2 separate regions of the Homo sapiens genome follow, and region 1 is linked to region 2. A link is a contact called in ENCODE Hi-C or POLR2A ChIA-PET data. All regions are on one chromosome and are shown on one strand. Each heading gives the region's core, a stretch centred on a gene start or an enhancer-like site at or near the end of the contact. The rest is flanking DNA. Distances are from core to core; before and after follow the strand shown. Region 1 overlaps LY86 (lymphocyte antigen 86). Region 2 holds the start of NRN1 (neuritin 1).

Region 1 (4,498 bases), core at 69-2,568, 650 kb after region 2:
TTGGCTGTTCTTTCAAAATCTCTCTGGCACCCAAAGCCTTCCCCCACCTCCACCTCTACTCCAAGTCATCTTCATCTCTCACCTGGATTCCTGCAATCGCCTCCCATCTGGGCTTTTCAGTGAGGCAGCCAGAGGGATCTTACCGACACAGGCGCCAGGGCAGGCCACCCTCTCCTGACCAGAGTCCCTTTCAGAGTGGAAGCTGATGTCCCCACCATGGCCTTTGAGGCCCTAAGAGTCTGGCCTCCTGTGTTGCCCTTACCTCACCCCCCCCATCCCCCCACTCCCTGCAGCCCCACTGGCCTCCTTCTGCCCCTCTAAGGTGGGGGCCCCAGCCCATAGCAGCACTGCACCTTCTTGCATCTGCTTCAGGTCTTTGCCTAAATGTCGTCGTCTCAGCAGGGCCTCCTTTCACCACCCTGCTCAAAATTGCAGACCAGCACTTGCCTTGACCCATCCAGTGCTTCCATCCACTCCCTTCCTGCATGAGTTTTCTCCATGACATGAGCACCTGACACACCATACATAGTCACATATCATAAGGGTGGTCTGTCTCTCCCAGAGATGCTGTCAGCTCCACAGGGCAGGGGTTGGCTTGTCTTGTTCTACGTTATCCACAATGTCCAGAACAGCACCCAGCACATAAAAGTTTCTCTGTAAATATTTGTTAAATGGTTAATTGTACTGTGGGTCACACGTCTAATACTTGACCTGTGCCCCTTGCAGGGAGAATACCAGGTTTTGCTGGAACTGTACACTGAAAAACGGTCCACCGTGGCCTGTGCCAATGCTACTATCATGTGCTCCTGACTGTGGCCTGTAGCAAAAATCACAGCCAGCTGCATCTCGTGGGACCTCCAAGCTCCTCTGACTGAACCTACTGTGGGAGGAGAAGCAGCTGATGACAGAGAGAGGCTCTACAAAGAAGCGCCCCCAAAGAGTGCAGCTGCTAATTTTAGTCCCAGGACCAGACATCCCCAGACTCCACAGATGTAATGAAGTCCCCGAATGTATCTGTTTCTAAGGAGCCTCTTGGCAGTCCTTAAGCAGTCTTGAGGGTCCATCCTTTTTCTCTAATTGGTCGCCTCCCACCAGACTCACCTGCTTTTCAACTTTTTAGGAGTGCTTCCTCACAGTTACCAAGAATAAAGAAAGCTGGCCACCATTGTTCATTGTGGTTTGTTCAAAGAATCTTACTACAATGCTGTAGTTAAAAAGTCATTTCCTCCAGATACAGTGCCGGATGCTGGTGCAGCATAAGCAGTTCCAAGAAATTCAGGAGGGTGACAGCCTGGCTAAAATTAGAACACTGGGAAAATGTGCCATTGCTTCTCCTGGGCAGGCCCCCACCCTTGGACCATGAGGGCCGAGAAGCTGATGCAACCTCACGAATAGGGACATCATACTCTCGCTTATCCAAACATTCATTTCACCTTCATCCCTCAAAGCATGATTACACTTGACCTCAGCATATGCTGGCGTTCATTACTGCATTCATTAATGAATGCAAGGAATAACTCCTGAACACTTAATGTGTATCAGGTGCTGTGTTCTTAAGTTGTCTTCTACGATGCTCTCCGTAAATGAGCATGTTGCCCATGCTACTTCCAGAGCCATTTCTGCGGCCCCGTCTTCTCTCCTGGGATGCACTGATCGCATGGTGGGCTGCATAGCCCCTTCACCATCCGACGCCCCTGTCCTTCCAGTGTCCCTGCTGGCCCTCTTGCTCCTGCTAAGGGGCTGGAGTAAGGTGGGTGAGTTGACACTATCATTCATAAAAATGCCACTATATTAGAGATTAAAAGAGAAAAAAATTCCATAGTTTAAAAAACAGTAGTTGCTATTAATCACTGTTTATACATCAGTAAACCACCTAGAATAGCAGGTCAAAAATGCCTGTCAAACTTTAAAACCAGCATCTGAGGTTTTCTGGGTTATGAGCAGGCAAAATTGCAGCAGCGTCCTTGCCTAGGCCCATAATGCTCGAGGGAAAAGACGTGCGTGGTCATACTAGGCTCAGGAGCAAACCTCTGAACGTACATGGGGGTGACGGTGTTACGCACAAGAATAGCAAATGATTCCTGCCCCTGGCCATTCCCTCTAGCTTGAGACATTCACCTCTCTCCCTTTTCAGTAACCATCACCACAAGTAGTAAAGTCCCTGGCTAGACTCTGTGTACGCACATGTTCTAACAGTACAAGACAGCTGTCACAGCCTTCCAAAGACACAGGTGGAACTCAGCCAGTCCCTTCCCAATCCCTTTGCCCTCTTCTTTAAATTGACTGTGTGGGTGCGTGTGCGTGAGAGAGAGAGGGAGGGAGAGAGAAAGTTTCAGATGCTATAGGTTTGTGTTAAACTGGAATTTCCATATATGGAGACTATCCTAGTCATAGCTGAATATACAAGTACACAGCCGTTTCACTAAGGACATGATTTGAGAGAAAAAAAAATGTTTCTTTGTCCCAGAATATGTCTTTTCTTAGTGTCCTGTCATGGGCCTTAAATTTCACCATTAGTTTTATTCCAGCAAGTTGAAAACATATTTCAATGTTCAGGAGTCTCCTCTTGGAATACGAACAGCCCTGCTAGGAGAAACGCTAGAGTCTGTCATTATTTAACACTCTGGCAGGATGTAGTAACTAAGATGACTTTGAAAGGGCCAGCCCAGGAAGCAGGGTTGTCAGGGGAGGTGGGTGACCCCAAGCCGAGCCCTCTCAGGCTAGCCATTGTGTGGTTACTGGCTGGGGTGGGGTCAAAGTGCCCAGACAATCTATCAAACTAAATTGACTTCTCCTGTAAAGAGAATTGCTACTGTTTCAAAAATCACTATCAACAACTCCAAAAATGTGTCCTCAATAAACTCTTCTGAAGAAAAAAAAAAAAAAAACAGCTTGGTTCAGGATGATGCAGTGCTGCCACAATTAAGGAATTATTATGAAAATCAGCCAGCTTCAGACATTGGAGTGCCCACCAGCCCTTCTTTATATTTTGAGGGCAATTTCCATCGTTACGTATAGAACGTTTTAAAAAATATTTTTGAGGAACATTCCAGTGCCCAAGGGAAGCTTTGTCAGGCTAGAGTCTAGGCAGAATGCTGATAAAGCCCCTCAGGACAGTGTGATCGCATCTCTTAGAACGTTTTGGCTATGAGGAACAGAGAACTCAATTGAATCTGGCTTATGCATAGGGGACTAGGTTGTCTCCCATGACTACTGAGTCCCAGGGTGGTTTAGGTGTCAGCCAGCGTTTGCTGCTGAGGTTCATTCATCATCGGCTCTTCACCTCCATTTCTCCACAGTTCTTCCACCTCGGGTCTCCTGGAATATTGCCTTTACCCTCAGACAGTCTGTCCCACAATAGCAAATCATTTCAGTAGCTGGAGACCTCACATCCACACTGTCCACAGTACAGAAGGCAAAAGAGACCTTTATCCCAAAACCCTGTTACTCATTCTGATTAGAATGGCTTGGGTCACATGACCTCTCCTTGTAACCACAGCAGACCAATCTGGCTCAACTCTTATATGATAAAGTTGTGAGTTGTTTTTCGGTTGCCGTGGACTCCAGGTTGAAGGTTATGTAACCCGAGCATGCCCAGATGAACCAAGTATGCGACCACAGGGGGACCTCAGTGCAAGACTGAGGAGTGGGAACTTAATTAAGAAGTGAACACGGCATGTCAGGATCCAGGATCCAATCATATCAGTTTCCAGCATCACCCCATGACGGGATCCAATCAGATCATGCCTCCCAGCATCACCTCATTGCAAGATCCAATCAGATCATGCCTCCCAGCATCACCTCATTGCAAGATCCAATCAGATCATGCCTCCCAGCATCACCTCATTGCAAGATCCAATCAGATTATGCCTCCCAGCATCACCTCATTGCAAAATCCAATCAGATCATGCCTCATGACCCCATGCTTATAAAACCTGTCCTAAACTCCAACTTGCAGAGACAGGTTGGAGTGTTTCCTCCTGTCTCCTTGCTGGTAGACTTGCAGTAAACCTTTTCTTTTCTTAAAAGCCAGTGCAGTGGGATTGGCCACAATGCACATTAGGCAGTGAGCCCATTGCTGGCTCAGTAACATCCTGACCAATCACTTTGACCCTACCCTGATTGGCTTAGCCTATGTCACATGCCCCACCCCTAGACCTGGATCAGAGTTATTCCCACTGGAACCACACATATCCTTAAGTGGAAACTGGGGAAGTTGCCAAGGGGTAAAGGGAGAGGAAGGGCATGTTTCAAACTAGGCCAAAGGACATGTCCAGATCATGTCTCGAATTAGGCCAGTTTTAAGTTCTAATTCTCTCCTAGCTGTTCACTGGGCAAGTGACTTTTATTGTCTAAGCCCCAGTTTCCTCATCTGTAGGTGCTGACCATAATAATAGTACCTATCTTGTAGAGACAGTGTGAGAATTAATGAGAAAATGCATGTAAAATGCTGAGAATAGGGCCTGGCACGTCACTCAATAAAAATAAGTCATTATTA
Region 2 (4,219 bases), core at 726-3,225:
TGTCAATGATTTGGGACAGCTCCCAGCCGTGAATTAATAAAGACCGAGGTTCTGTTGCAGGAAAGGGCAGACATTAGGGAACAAATACGTTCAATTTCAATTCCACAGTCAACAAATAGTCATTTTTGGACCGAGGTTAATGTGTTCAAAACGCGTCCCTCAGGCACGACCACCGTCTTTTTTTTCCCTCCAAACCTCTCAAAGTAAGGTTATTTCCTACCGGGAAAACAGAGTCCCAAATCTTGTCCGATTAAAATTTCTATCTCAAAAACAACTCTCTCTCCTGCTCTCTAAAAATTCAAAGGTTTATTGCAAAATGCCACATTCACTTATTTCCAACATTTAAGGAATTTGCTGCCATTAGAAATATTATTTACAGCAGCTCTTTTCACTAATGTCAAAGATTCAAAACAACCAGATTTAAAGCATTGTCATTTTTTGGAACTAAAGGAAAACACCAATATCCTGCACTCACACACTCTAAAATCTTTATAATGTTTCTGCATTATAAAATCTCAAAATCATGTCAGTTGCATAAAACCCCACTGCAAAGAATCCATTTTAAGGTCTAGAGAACTCCAAACCTTGTTTCCTTCACATTTCTTATGGAAAAAACATATTATGCATTCTCCTTTCTTGCCCCAAACCAATTACCTAAAGCACCCCCTCCCCCAATACTGCAAGGATTTGTCTGCAAAGAATGCCACAGCCTGAACTGATAGGAGGTAACAATTCCGTTTCAGGAGTTTCTTTTTTCCCCCGTGTTGTCCATTCTATTAATAACCTGCTTCACTTTCACTTTTAGGCCACGTTAATTAATGTTCTGACCCAGTGTCGGAGAAGGGGGTTTTCTAGTGCCCTCTTCTATATCTTTTCTTCATTCTGGATGGTAAAAATGTGAACTTTAAAAAGACCCCTGACAGCGTAACTACAACTCAACATTCCTTAACATAAAATGGGGACTAAATAATTCCTTCCATAACCAATCCCAAACAAACAAAAATAACAAACACCCGACATGACATATTCCAAACACTTCTTAACCCTTTCCTATATATAAAATGCAGACACCAATGTGTAAAGTAGCAGGCAAATGCATCTAGAAAAGTATATCTACGTAAATTTGGCTGAATTCATCCTCTTCAATGGTAAGCATGTTAAAATATGTGGTCTGAAGTTCCCTATCACTCTCGATTTGCCCACCAGCCGGGTCTGCGGTGCCCGTGCAAACGCTGCAGCTAGGATATAGGGGGGAGGAGGGGCGGGAGAATGACAAAGTTCTAAATGCAGCAGTCTGAGCCCTGGAATATCTTTGCTTTCAGCACATAAACTTTCCAGTCCTGGCTGCCTAGCCATTTTATTCCTGCATTCACATTTCGACTCTTCAAAATCATATCTTGCAGTATCGCAGGGGCCAGTACATTGCCCCAGAGCGCACCAAACCTGGTATAAACCCAGAAAGGGAAACAAAAATGGATGTGTGCTCAGGAAAAAGGGGGAAAAAAACCGTGTCCAGAAAATGTCCGGCCGCACACATTTCCTGGCGAACATTTGGAATCTATAGCTTTAGGAAAAACCGATCTGGGACGCGCTAGTCCCCAGGAACTGATGCCCCCACCCTCGGGGGATTGCCGGCTTCTCCGCACCCTGGGGCGGCCGCGGACCCGCTAGTCCCCCTCCGCGCCTCGGGCCGGGGCAGGCTGCCTCCCGCCTCCAGCCTCCAGCCGGGCTGAGCGGCCACTTACCTATTTGCACCGCGAGGATCAGTGAAATATATCTGCCGTTCAACTTAAGTCCCATCCTACGTTTAGTCAAACCATTTGCGACCGCAGACCTTTAAATAGTTAGTTTAGAGAACGCGGGGGAAAGCCAAAAAATAGGCATTGCCAACAAGTTCCGGGAGCGACAGAGACTTTATGCACTGGGAAGGCAGAGGGAGGAGAGAAAGAGAGGGAGCGAGGAAGAGACAGAAAGAGAGAGAGAGAGAGAAAGAGAGAGAGAGAGAGAGGCTGAGGGGGGGGGGAGAGCTGGGAATGGTTCACTCCATTAGAAGGGGGCGGAGGAAGTACAGCCTCACGCCCACGAGCAGGCCTGACGTGGGGGATGACACGGAATGATTTTTTTTTTAATATAGACACCTTGGTAGAGAATCGCCATTTATAGTCATCAGAAGCTGGAATTAATCAGATATCTCCAATTAATGTGCGATCTGAACGAAATTTTGCCTCCCGGGGGTGAGCACTTTCCTATTCTAGCGGTCACCCCTGCCTCTTCCTCGTTCCGGGGGCCCCCCAGCCCCGCCGCCTCCCTGCGCAGAACAGGGGCTCCCCCTCCCTTCCCCGCCAGGAGCTGGGGAGTCCTGGCGCGCCCACTCGATTGTTTCAACCTGCTCCCCCTCCTCCATCAGCACCACAGAGAATCCAGCCCGCTCTCTACGATGCAGGGGGGTTTAAAGGAGCGGGAGAGGGAAAAACAGCTAAGCTAGCTCGATTAATTCGAAAGCGCTCCTCGGCCGCCCGCCCCCTGCGCTTGCCTACCCTCTTTTTCTCCAACCCAGCAGCTGAGCTCTGGGCGCAGCCTGGAGCGCGTGAGCACGCAGCCCGGCCCCCCGCACGAGCACACACACACACACACACACACACACACACAAACGCGCGCGCGCACGCCCGCCAGCCGCGCCGAGCGCCCCCATGCCCGCCCGCACACAAGGCACGCGAGCGCGCGCACACGCCCAGGCCCCGGGGGTTTGGTTTGCACACGTGGGGCCCCAGAAATAAACACCGAATGTCCTCTGAATTTTACCCACCTGCGATGCCCCAGCGGGCCAAAGGCCGCTTCAAGGGACACAGCGACACCTGTTTTAGGGGGCGAGTAGGGCACCGGGGAAGGAGCCTCTGATAAGACAGTTTTCGGATACTAGTGATTTACCAACCAACTCTCAGCGCTTTAGGAAATTTCCAAGGCAAGCGCTGGTGTGCGGACTTCTTTCTAATCTTGATGCGCCTCTTGGGCTTATTTGTTGGGCTACACACACACGTACCCACACGCACACACGTACATCACGTACGCACACGCACACCCGGACCCACACACACCTGCACTGTCTTTTGATGCTCAGGCACAGACCCTGTGTAGGTGTAGCCTACCCTGCAACAAAATACTTCTGCAGCTGGCTTTGTGCTAGGTGCAAGCTGCTATCGACGACAGCTTGAGTCAAAACCGAAAAACTAACAGGGCTATTTCCTTTCTAAACGCCTTTAAGCTCTGGTTTTCTTCCTTTCTTCTGCACCAAACAGAAAAAAAAAAAGTCTAAATTGTAGCGTCTTTAATAAAATGCTAAAGAAGGCATTGGCCAGCTTTAATCCTTAAGCCTGTGGAGAGAAAAAAATGAAAACGACCCCCCAAATTTTGCCAAACTACACTAGAGGACGTCAAGCTGTCAAACTGTAGAAATGCACACGGATTAAGGAGAAGCGTTGAATTTGCTTCTACAGGCAGCTTGCCCTCTAGGGCCAATCTTGCCGTCCCCATACTCAGATATTTGGAGATGCATAGACAAAGGGGGAGAAAGGTGCAAAATAACGGGGGTAGGACAGGCTGTGGAGGGTAGGGGGCCGAGGGGAAGCTGCGGGGGTCCTACTGCAGCACTTGGTGACGTGAGGTGTCTGCAATGTGCGGCCCCTAACTCACGTCCCGCGGGAGCCTCAGACTCCCATGCAGCCTTCCTGGCCCTGGGGGCGGAGTCATGTCTCCCCGCCCCTGGTTATGTCACCGGCCTGCGGGCGGGGCGGTTGGGGGCTCGCCTTCCGGTGTCCAGGGGCACGGTGGCGGCCCCGGGTGTTTCCTTTCCCCGAGCTCGGAGGCTCCGGGAAGAACCGAAAACGTGGGCGGACAAGGGGTGGGGCGGGGGCTGGTGGCGAGAGGGGGGCGTTTCTCGGACCCTCCCCCGACGTCTTCCAATGGCAGGGCGGGAGGCTTTCCGAGGGGCGGGGCCTCAGGGGGGTTGCCACGCGGCCCGGCCCACGGCTCCGCCCCTCGCTCGGGGTTCCGCGTGGGGCCGGCCCAGCTTTCCCGGACCAGGCCACCAGCTGCGGGCCCCCAACCTCGCTCAGACTCGTGCAGAGCCCAGGCTTGGGAGTGGCTTAAGGTTTTTTGCCCTCAACGTCCTTGCCTTCCTCCTGCTTATCCACCTGGGATCTTCACAGCATCATTTTCTGGG

The links. A loop is a pair of places that touch in the nucleus more often than their neighbours do. ChIA-PET counts read pairs that join two places held with the same protein, here RNA polymerase II (POLR2A). Pooled maps may share reads with other maps.
Region 1: a loop to region 2 is called in a pooled map, with 4 times the contacts of the local background. The contact joins the enhancer-like site here to the promoter of NRN1 in region 2. A Hi-C loop is called at or near these places in 1 of 168 maps with a recorded cell type or tissue (heart right ventricle) and 7 of 50 pooled maps. POLR2A ChIA-PET finds 5 or more read pairs at or near these places in 1 of 52 experiments (OCI-LY7).

What each region holds. Positions count from the first base shown.
Region 1 is chr6:6,653,818-6,658,315 of GRCh38, forward strand. LY86 (lymphocyte antigen 86) reads left to right here. Exons shown (of 5, transcript NM_004271.4): 5 at 727-1,165. The coding sequence ends at 810. Among named protein-coding and RNA genes, the nearest start is that of LY86-AS1, 33 kb to the left of the region's middle. RefSeq lists a silencer at 40-230. Within about 2 kb of position 1,319, at least 6 of the 41 ENCODE cell types and tissues checked have a DNase peak (open chromatin) inside an H3K27ac peak, as active enhancers do; they include heart right ventricle, where a contact is called at or near this core.
Region 2 is chr6:6,004,950-6,009,168 of GRCh38, forward strand. It overlaps NRN1 (neuritin 1), which reads right to left and starts at 1,976. Exons shown (of 3, transcript NM_016588.3): 1 at 1,746-1,976. The coding sequence starts at 1,800. RefSeq lists a silencer at 3,907-4,026.